Regions from separate parts of the Homo sapiens genome. Here region 2 is linked to region 1. Evidence: chromatin loops called from intact Hi-C (ENCODE). Cell type or tissue: IMR-90. All regions are shown on one strand. Each heading gives the region's core, and the rest is flanking DNA. Links, peaks and the distances in the headings are about the cores only.

What was found. A loop is a pair of places that touch in the nucleus more often than their neighbours do. Peaks named below come from ENCODE experiments on the same cell type or tissue, not always from the same donor. Only the 100,000 strongest peaks of a DNase experiment are listed, where the experiment ranks them.
Region 2: it touches region 1 in a loop (3-fold over the local background); 30 of 110 quality-filtered maps call a loop at or near these places.

The regions. Positions count from the first base shown.
Region 1 is chr7:131,101,378-131,106,756 of GRCh38, reverse strand. The region is part of intron 2 of LINC-PINT (long intergenic non-protein coding RNA, p53 induced transcript); the gene reads left to right. Among named protein-coding and RNA genes, the nearest start is that of LINC-PINT, 5.9 kb to the left of the region's middle. RefSeq lists silencers at 322-791, 942-1,041 and an enhancer at 2,056-2,105. In IMR-90, for the core only: a CTCF peak has its summit at 2,547; DNase peaks (open chromatin) are centred at 346 and 2,566; H3K4me3 peaks cover 1,121 bases; H3K27ac peaks cover 522 bases.
Region 2 is chr7:131,246,866-131,252,244 of GRCh38, reverse strand. It overlaps a transcript of MKLN1 not described here. Among named protein-coding and RNA genes, the nearest start is that of MKLN1-AS, 78 kb to the left of the region's middle. In IMR-90, for the core only: a CTCF peak has its summit at 2,781; DNase peaks (open chromatin) are centred at 1,694 and 3,074; H3K27ac peaks cover 695 bases.

The DNA of each region.
Region 1 (5,379 bases), core at 81-5,080:
GGCATTGCTATTCGGTAAGTCTGTTGCATGGGGTAGGATGACGTGGGGAGCTTAAAAGCTTTAAAGCCAGCGCAAAGGTAGAGCTGCGTCTGCTGTTTTTGTTTTTTTTTTTTTTTCCCTGTGTCTGTGGCAAATTAAGGAGAAAAATCAAGACGTTCCCTTCAGTCCTCCCTCGGTGTTAACGTCTGCTCCAGCTCGCAGCCCGCTGCTGGGTGAGTGGCGACATCAGGGCGAGGGTGAGCTTCGTCACGGGGAAAGCTGGAGGCTCCTGACAGCTCGTAGCCGTCCTCCCCTCGCCCCGCCCTAGGCGGAAGGTGTGGGTTGGGTGGTCCGAGGAGGGTGACGTCCAAGGTGGGGTGGGCACAGGCTCGGGATCCCTCGCAGCGCTAGGGGCCGCAGCCCCGGTCGCCGGGGAGTGCCATGGCAGGGAGGCGGCAGCCACGTGAGGGGTCTGCGGAAGCGCCGGAGCTGAAAGCTGGGGGCGAAGTGCGTAGCAGAGTCGTGACGGGGGTGACACGCAGCAGCCGGGGGCGGCGGGCCGCCGGAGCCGGGCGCCTCCCACGCAGGGCCGGCGTTCCCCGCCGCGGGTGGGTGCGCACTCGCCGGCCCTCTCCCGGGAGACCGTTTCCGGGAGCGGGCGCTGGCGGGGCGGGGCCGTGGCGGTAAACAGGGTGGTGCCCTCTGCCCTCCCGCCCCCGGCCTGCCGGGGCGCGCGGCCGGCGGTGCCCGGGGCGGTGGAGGCGCGGTCGCGGCGCCGGGCAGCGGGGGCGCGCCCGCTCTCTGCCGCCCCCGCGCGCGCCCGCCGCCGCCCGGCCGGCCTCCTCTGTTTTTGTTTTGATGGAGCCCGCGTGCAGCTGGCGCGTGTCGAGTCACGTGCCGTGGGCGGGAGGGGGCCGGGGCGCGGGAGGCGAGGGCGCGGTGACACGGGCCGGAGGGGCCTGCGCCCGCGGAGGGCGCGCGAGGGGGCGTGTGGCCCCCGATGGAGCCCTGCCGCGCGGGTGCCCCGGCGCTGGCTGAGGGGCTTGGCGCTTCTCGGCGAGCAGTGCTAGGTTTGTCGTCGCAGCGCTTCGGGGAGCCTAGTCCAGGAGAGAGGACCTGCCTGCGCTGCTCGGCTCAGAACTCGGACCTTACAGGTGGTGTGTACATCCCGGTGGACGGGTAGACACTTCTGTGTGCTCCTGAAGGCCGGCTGCGTGTAATAACCAACTGGAGTGCTTTAAGAAGGATTCTAACGCCAGCCCAATCCCAGACCAATTGGACCCACATCCACATAGGGCCTGGACAGTGTATTTTTAACCCCCTCTTCCCCATAAGTGATTTTGGTGCAGTGAGAATTTATAGAAGTAACCAGCTTGATGGAATAGCTACTTGTGAAATCACATCTATTTAGGGACAAAATAGTAAAAATAGCTAAAATAGCTAACACGTATTCATCTGTCACTCAGTGGGGTCTCTGTGTCAGATACTGCGGCTCCCCAAACATGGATCTACTCGTAGAAGTACTGTTACCCCTATTTTATAGTTGGAGGAGGAGTGGAAGCTCGGAGTTAATCAGGGAGGACTACTGTGACTAGGACCTAGGGAGGTCGAGTTCAAAACCCCTACTTTCAACAGTCACATATGCCTCGTGGAAAATGTACCTTTGCCTAAGGGCCCCATGTTTGTGTGAATAGTAGTAATGTTTGCCTGAGGGCCAGCTTGTTTATGTGGGTACATTTCTACTGTTAAGATTTTTGTCTGAAAAGCTTTGCTTGTATAGGGGAGGAAAATCGTGGTGATTCTTTAAGGCCTGTAGGCGACCTTTTCCAGAAGTTTATTGTGGATCAAGGAGAGAGGGGATCTCCGTAATTTGAAGTGAATAGGTTCTCTGGAAGTTTCTTGTTTTGTTTTTGAGACTTGAGCATTTCTATAATGTGAAGGGGAGAGTCCGGAAGAGGCAGATATTTTCCAAGTATTTACATGAGCAACCACAAGAGTACTTTAGGTTGCTGGATGCGATACAGTTGTGGTGTGGTCACAGCTGGATGTACCCAGAGGTGCGGTACAGTACAGAGTAGCAGAAGTTCTGCCATTAGCATTTTGGAGAAAAAAAAAAACAACTAGTCTGGAGTAGAGAAACTTTGCCGTTACATCTCTTTTCTCCCCTTAATTTGTTTGATTTGTCTCCTGGTCAGATAAACTGTTGGTGGGACGTTTAGATGTGGGAGTAGTCCATTTCATTAGTATTTTCTGTACAGAGATTCCAAAGAAAACTCATAGTAAACAGAGGTTTCTCCCTGAAAACAAATGATACTAGCTACAGTGTATTTGTGACCAGTATGTATTATTAAGAGGTACCGTGTCACAAAGAACTTTATATTCCTGTTGATTGCTGTCAAATATTGTTACCTCTATGGCAGGCATGGGTATATTATTTAGCATACTTTAGGGATTGGTTTTCATATTACTTGCAGTTTTGATGAGGAAGGCTTATAGACCTACTCAGGCAAACCTGACTGGAACGTGAGTATCTGTGGTCTGGTGTGGAAATAGCTCTCTAGCCCCATCTCCCTCCTCCCATTGTCCACCCCCATCCTCCTTACCACGAAACACATTTTTCACCAGCATTGCCAAACCACTTGGGATTCCTGCGCATGGCTTTGCTTAGTTTGCTCTTCTGCTTCTTGGATACCTCCTTCAGGAAATGTTCCCTGATTTCTCCTCAGAAACCATTTAAAAAATACCCTCCCTGCGTCATCTCTGCATTATATATATGCTTGTCTTATTGCATTATATCACAGCATATCTCATTGTATTTGTTACATATTGGGCACCTCAAAGGTGAGAATGGTGACTTGTTTATCTGCACATCACTGGCACACAGTAAGCACTTAAGTTTATTGCATTGGTCGCAATTACATTTACTTCCATTTAAGTTGCATTATCTGTGTCGGTGTTTTCCTGAATCACTCATCTTCATTCTGAACTGTCCTCACCTCCTTCTCTGCTGCTTGCTACCAGGCTAAAAACACAGCTGAAAGCACCCCAAGACAAAACTTACACAGAAAATACACAATAATAGTAACACATTATCAAAGAAATAGGAAGGGGCAAAATATCAGTTTTTCACTTGTTTGCGAATTTCATCCTTCACTGGCCGATTGGACGGTGTGAACTTTCTTGGTTACTAATATATGCTGGAGGAGATGCCCAAGGTTGTTTTTGTTTTTCGATTTACTTGGGAAGGAAGAACTAGTACTACATTACCAGTGGACATGCTTTGATGTGCCATAACAGAGCACAGGTGCTTCATCACATTTCATTGCTGTAATTTTCAGATTGAGTATTACAGAGGTATTTGTAGAGCAGCACTGTCCCATAGAGCTTTTGGAGAGGATGGAAATGATTTATAAATTTGTGTTATCCAGTGTGGTAGCCACTAGCCACTTGTGGCTATTGAGCACATTAAGTGTGACTGACGAACTGAATTTCTTTTCTTTTCTTTCTTTCTTTTTTTTTTTTTTTTGAGACGGTGTTGTTCTGTCACCAAGGCTGGAGTGCAGTGGTGCAATCTTGGCCCACTGCAACCTCTGCTTCCCAGGCTGAAGCGATCCTCCCACCTTAGCCCTCCCGAGTAGCTGGGATTACAGGGGCCTGCCACCATGCCTGGCTATTTTTGTGTTTTTAGTAGGGGTGGGATTTCGCCATGTTGCCCAGGCTGGTTTTGAACTCCTGGGCTCAAGCAATCTGCCCGCCTCGGCCTCCCAAAGTGCTGGGATTACAGGTGTGAGCCACTGCGCCTAGCCAGAATTGAATTTCTAATTGATAAATGTAAATAGCTGCTAATGGCTACTGTATTGGATGGCACAGTTACAGAAGATATGTCTGTAATTGACAGGTCATCATTTAGGCTAAGGTATTCTGCCTTTAAAAGTCTGCAGTCACAGAAGATATGTCCTGTAATTGACAGGTCATCATTTAGGCTAAGGTATTCTGCCTTTAAAAGTCTGCAGTCATCTTCTAGGGCTTAACACCATGCTTCCCGTTCATAGATTATAAGGTGCTTAGTGGGTGATATTTTTGGCCTATGTGGGGCCTTCATATTATGGAGCATTCGTGTGTTCTGTGGCTTTTCATGTAGTGCGTGTGGTCTTCCTTTTTCAGGAGCAGAGTAGAGTGATTATTAGTAATTATGATTATGAGTAATTATTTACAAATGGATGTGAGCCCTTGGTGTATACACTAAATGAAAGTCCTATGAGTTGAATCAGTACTTTTCTGAGATGCATTGTGAGGGGAAGGAACTGTGCTTGTCTTGCTGACCATTGATCTCCAAGGCCTAATATGCTACTTGACACCTATCAGTGCTCATAAATATGTTTTGAATGAATGAATGAATGTTCAACTAACTTAAGCCTTCCAGTTTAGCTTCAGAGGCTGTAACATGGAGCTGAGAAGAGAAGTAACGAGTAACTACACCAGTGGCTTTATAGTTCTTCCAAGGAACGCAGTCTCTCCAGGGGTACTATTGTTAGCTCTGTGACTCTGATTTCTTTCTGGTAAGATATGTAGCAGGAATTGTTACACTTATTTGATGACAGATTGAAAAATAAAGTCACAAGAAGATTTGGTGCTCAGGTCATACAGAGAGAGTTGGAAGTATACATCAAATGGAAGTAGTTGTTTCTATTGCATTGTGCAGTCATCCATGATAACTTCTTTTTTTTTTTTTTGAGTTGGAGTCTCGCTCTGTTGCCTAGGCTGGAGGGCAGTGGCACGATCTCAGCTCATTGCAGCCTCTGCCTCCCAGGTTCAAGAGATTCTCCTGCTTCAGCCTCCCTAGTAGCTGGGATTACAGGTGTGCGCCACCACGCCCGGCTAATTTTTGTATTTTTAGTAGAGATGGGATTTCACCACGTTGGTCAGGCTGGTCTCGAACTCCTGGCCTCAGGTGATCTCCCTACCTCGGCCTCCCGAAGTGCTGGGATTACAGGCGTGAGCCATGGCACCTGGCCCATGATAACTTCTTCAGAGGAAATAAAATAAAATAAAATCATGCGCTGAACTATGTTAGAAAGTTTGGGTTGTAAAATCCAAGTTTGTTTGGTAATTGTGTATGTTAATGGAGTCTGAAAAAAGGACTGAAGATATTACCTCTAGTGTGGCAGGACATTGACAAAACAACTTAACCATGAGAAACAGGAATGGAAACATTTCTTTCTTCAGCTTCCAAATCTCATGTATTCTGTGATTTTTTTTCTATGGTAATCCTAGCACCCAAGTTACAAGCTTGTCAAATGGGATATTTAAAATGTAAATAGAAAATGTTTAATTGTGTAGATAACCCCTACTAGGCTTTGAAAAAAAAAATATATATATAGTATCAGACACATCAAACAT
Region 2 (5,379 bases), core at 83-5,082, 150 kb before region 1:
TCAAGTCCATTGTTTTTCCCCCTACTGTTCTTCGTGGTGGACACCATGCATCTGTGAGGTATCTGTCCGGGCTTTTGGGCTATTGCTGCTTTGAGTTTGTGAACTCCAGACTGAAACTTGGCCTATATATAATTTGTGAAAAAAGGGGAATAGGACATTTGGGATTTCAGGTTCTGATCTTCTGGTCATGGTCTACCATTTTAAACCAGAATTATGCCTCATCTTCCCTAGGCACTGTTGTTTTTGGTTGCCTAAAATGAAGTTGGGGCTGGGAGTGGTGACTCATGCCTGTAGTCCCAGCACTTTGAGAGGGTGAGATAGGTGGACTGCTTGAGCCCAGGAGTTCAAGACCAACCTGGAAAACATGGCAAAACATCTCTACAAACATCTCTACAAAAAATACAAGAATTTCTTGGGCATGGTGGCATGTGCCTGTAGTCCCGGCTACTTGGGAGGCTAAGGTGGGAGGATCGCTTGAGCCCAGGAGGACAAGGCTGGAGTGAGTCTTGTTCACACCATTGCACTCCAATCTGGGCAAGACTTGAGTAAGACCTTATCTCAAAAAAAAAAAAAAGAAAATGTTGCTTCCTAGACAATTCACTTTACAATTATGCCCAACTAACTTTGGAGCAAAGTTTGCCTCCAGCAGAATCTTTATGAGGGCCTTATGGTCCTGACTTCATTTTTACTGATCTTAATAAGTACCGCCATCAGCCATTTGAATACCTTGGAGATGGAGGTCAGCAAGTCCCAACAGTCATTACAATGGTTAAAGTCAGTCACTTCCCAAAGACTAGGTCTAATAAGCTCATGTATAAGATGAGGACTTTGGCCAAAAACCCCTATGTGTGAATTGAGAGCAACCGGCCAAAGCCAACCCAGCTTTCTTATGTGCAGCAACCAAAACATCACCCTGCCCGGTAGGCAGTGTTGTTGCAGCACAATAAGGTCGTTTAATATCTTTGGTGCTCAAAGGGGATTTCTTGCTTAATGATTATAGAGTTTTTGTTTCGGAAGATGGTAAAGCTTTGGAAATAGATAATGGTGATGGTGGTTACACAAGATTGCGAATATACTTAATGCCACTGAATTATACACTTTAAGATGGTCAAAATGGTACACACACACACACACACACACACACACACACATCTGGGCCCCATTGCTGCTGGCTGTCTGTCCAGAACAGTCTTCAAATTGCTTAATAACAACATCTGATCTGAGGCTTCACCAGCATCTGAGTTTTCTGAAGAGCTCTGCAGGTTTTCTGTGTATTACTGCTATTAGCATGGCAAACAAAAAAAAAAATTAACTTCCCATATCTATACCTGTTTCTCCAGAAACCTGTTACTTTACTCACACTTGGGAGTGATATGCAGCAACTTGGAGTCCAGGGATGTAGAAGGACTTAAGATGGTGTACGTACATTTGGAGTTAGCCTGAGTCGGCATCTGCTTCCCTGTGCCCTCATCAAGTCGTACCTAAAATAACTAGCAGGATCATTAAGTGGCTTACCCCAATCCTTCTCAATTGTTAGACTTAATCTAGAATTATGACGATACAACCCCCAATTAACTGCAAATTGTTTTGAACATCCTTTTCTGATTGACTATGTCTTTTTCCTGTTTATCTGTTAGCCCACCACAGCCTTGTGACCCAAGGCTCTGGAATGGATCAGCCCTCCTACTCACTCCCTCCTGCGTACACCACATCTCCATGGAAACAGCTTGTCAGGCCCTGCTTGGCTGCAGGTACTAGAGACCTCTCATCTGCAGCCTCGGTCCTGCAAGATTCAGTCTTAACAAGCCAGGCCATGTGTTAGGAGCCTCTTCCTCTCTAGCTAGTGGGATCTGGAATTGTCACCAAGCCTCCTTTAGGGGACACCGGGGGAGTCCCCAACTCCACTGAGTTGCCTTGACCTTCCTCCACTAATATTCAGGCCGATGGAAGGGTCTCTTCCCTGGGTTCCCGCTTCAGCCTGCACTCATCATCTCCTTCCAGCAAGCCTTCTCCTCCCATCATCTCCCCCCAGCCACCAAAGCTGAAGCCCCTCTGAGCTCTTCAGGACTCGCCTGTGGCTGATCGCCATGGTCAGTTGGGGCAACTCCTTTATATCTCTCCCAGTCTTCTTTTTCTGCTTCCCCGTGGTCTCTGCTATAGGCTGGGCCCACATTATTTCCTTCTTCAATTACTGCATGATTCTACAAAGTGGTCCTCGTACTTCATGCTTGCTTTCTTTGCATCCAATCTTCACATTAAACCACTGAGAAAACGTCCTCAAAAGGCAGACCTGCCCCTCTCCTTCCCTGACAGAAAGTCAGTTAGTGGTTCCTGACCCTTCCAGATAGAATTCTGACCTGCCAGCATGACGGGCAAGAGGACACTTATAATCTGAGCCATGCTCCCCTCTCCAGCAGCATCTCCTGCCCCTTCCCCTGCATATTCTGATGTCAGCCACAACAACCCCCTTTGCATCCCCAAGGAGCTACGTGTTCTCTCTAGTCTCTGTGGCTGGGCACTGCTGCCACTCTACCTGGAGGGCCCTTTCTCCTCCCTTTCTGTATAAGCCTTCCATGCATTCTTGGGAGAGCGCTCCTGACTCTCCAATTTGAGGTAAGTGCTCTTCTGAATTCTCCTAATGCTTCCTGTGCTTGTCCCCATTGTGCCTCTCTGCTAAACTGTCAGTTCCTTGAGAACAAGGAATATACCAGCCTCCAGCTCAGTGCCTAGCAAGGTCAAATGTCTGTTGTATAAGTGAAAGAATGAAGAATGGGCATCTGGAATAAACATGTCTCCACACAGTGATTATAAGTACATCCTTTACCAGAGACTTCTTTTGTTGGGTGCCAATCATCCTCCAGATTGCACCAGCTGTGAGTGCTACATTGCCAAGGCATTGCAACTTGGACTGCTGGCCTCCATCCTGGAGGGCACTTCAACAAATGGGTCAGTTGCCCCAGCTCAGCTCTGGCTATCCCTGGCTGCCCCAATTTTGTTAGTCACCAGGGAGATCCTTAATGACCTCATGGCTGAACCCATGTGGCCTCTGTCAGCAGCTGGAGAGCCATTCCTAAGAGCTGAGATCGTGAGTCAGCCCTCATCTCATTGCCCAGGGAAGATTCCTTTCTCACTGGTTGTGTAACTTCACTCAGGCTATGTTTTCCTTAGTGGAGTCCAAGATTTGGAATCATTGTAAGAGGAGAAAATGGCAGGTAATCTCAGGAATGGAAAAGACCAGTTATGTTTCTCCAGGAGAGGGTTTCTTGGGGTGGGAGAAGGTGAGGAAAGTGGTAAGTGACCAGTGTTCATAGATAAGTAAGTAAATCAAAGGAAGACTTGAATGTATATGGATTCTTGTTCCCAGAGAATATAATAGATTATCTGGGAAAGAAGCCAGGACAAGAGAGACCTCTCAGCAGAGGCAGGTGCCCACCCATGTGGGTACATAGTGTGGTATTAAACAGCATTCAGCCTTCATCCCTGTTCCATCCACTTTTTCCTAAATCAGCAACACATCTCTTCTCCAGAAATGAGAAACCAACCAACTTTTCACGGTGAACCTGGACGAGATGAGAAAAAAAATGGATTTTGCTTCAGATTGAGTTCCCTTGCTACCAGTAAAGGGTTTACACAGAGGTAAACCCTTTAGGTAGAGGACGGAGCAACACAAAGGCACAATCTCACTTCTACCCCCTACAGTAAGTAAGCAAAAGATCCATTAAATGAGAAAATGTATGTGAAAGCACTTAGCACGGTGCTTGGCAAATGGATGAGAGTCAATAATATTGACTTTTTTGTTGTTGCATCTATGCTCAGTATAAGAACCCATAAGGCAATTTCGTTTGTAGAAAGGATAACTGGGGTACCAGCAGAGATAGAGGGGTAACTATCTCTAGCTGGCTGAGAGTTACATTTTTGCCAGTAGAGACTCTTTCCTTTGACTCTATTAAAAAACAAATACCAATTAGAGGCAAGACACTGTCTTCAACATTTCTATTTTACTATTAGTAGCTGATTATATTCTTTTTTTTCTTCTCACGTCTGTAATCCCAGCATTTTGGGAGGCCGAGGGAGGCAGATCACTTGAGCCTAGGAGTTTGAGACTAGCCTGGGCAAAATAGGGAAGCCTCATATCTACAAAAATAAATAAATAAATAAATAAATAAATAATAAATGTAATTAGCTGAGTGTGGTGGCACATGCCAGTAGTCTCAGCTACTTGGGAGGCTGAGGTAGGAGGATTGCTCGAGCCCGAGAGTTCACGGCTGCAGTGAGCCATGATGGTGCCACTGCACTCCAATCTGGGTGACAGAGTGAGACCCTGTCTCAAACACACACACGCACAAACAAAACAAAACAAAACAAAACAAAAAAGGCAGTAGCAGAGAGAAGTTAAAGGCATTAAACATCATAAATGGGGGAAATGTACAAATCTATTTCTTAACGCTAAGACAAAACCCTGCCAGTTCAAATGGGAATACTACTAGTCTAATAACTTCTACTATAGAAATAAATAATTTTAACAGCTGTAAGGTTCTAACAGAGATGAGACAGGAAATGTGGAAACCAAGGAACAACCCAGTCATTTGCCTCATACTGGGGCAGTTTTGATTGGACATTTAGGAGCGGTGGAAGTGGCATCAGTCAACAACTTAGAAGGTATAATTGTATTTGAGGGGGCAAAGGTAAACAGAAATCACAAGCACCTTCACACATATAAAGCTCTCAGTAAGCCAGGCATGGTGGCTCACGTCTGTAATCCCAGCACTTTGGGAAGCCCAGGCAGGCAGATCACAAGGTCAGGAGTTCGAGACCAGCCTGACCAACATGGTGAAACCCCATCTCTACTAAAAATACAAAAATTAGCTGGGCGTGGTGGTGCGTGTGCCTGTAATCCCAGCTACTCAGGAGGCTGAGGCAGGAGAATCGCTTCAACCCGGAAGGCAGAGGTTGCAGTGAGCTGAGATTGCGGCATTGCACTCCAGCCATGGTGACAAAAAAAAAAAAAAGAAAAAAGAAAAAGAAGAAAAGGTAAAAAAAAGCTCTCAGTAGGCATCTTCCAACTCTGCTTCATGTATCTTAACACAATGAGAAGTTACAACTCAGAGTACTTGGAAGTGCTCCATAGTGTTTGTTTAACCAAAATAAACAACAGAACAAAACAAAACTTGTACTTGTCAACACCAGTTTGCCATGTCCCACACTAGGTTTAATAAAGTGATCAGATTAATAGAGGCTCTGAAAACAAGCTAACTATGCCCTACATCTGTACAGTACTACCACACACACACATTCCACTCTCAACAGTGCCCTGAGATAGGTCAGCTTTACCCTCTCCATCTACAGGTACAGAAAGAAACCACATCACAAGAAGCAAAG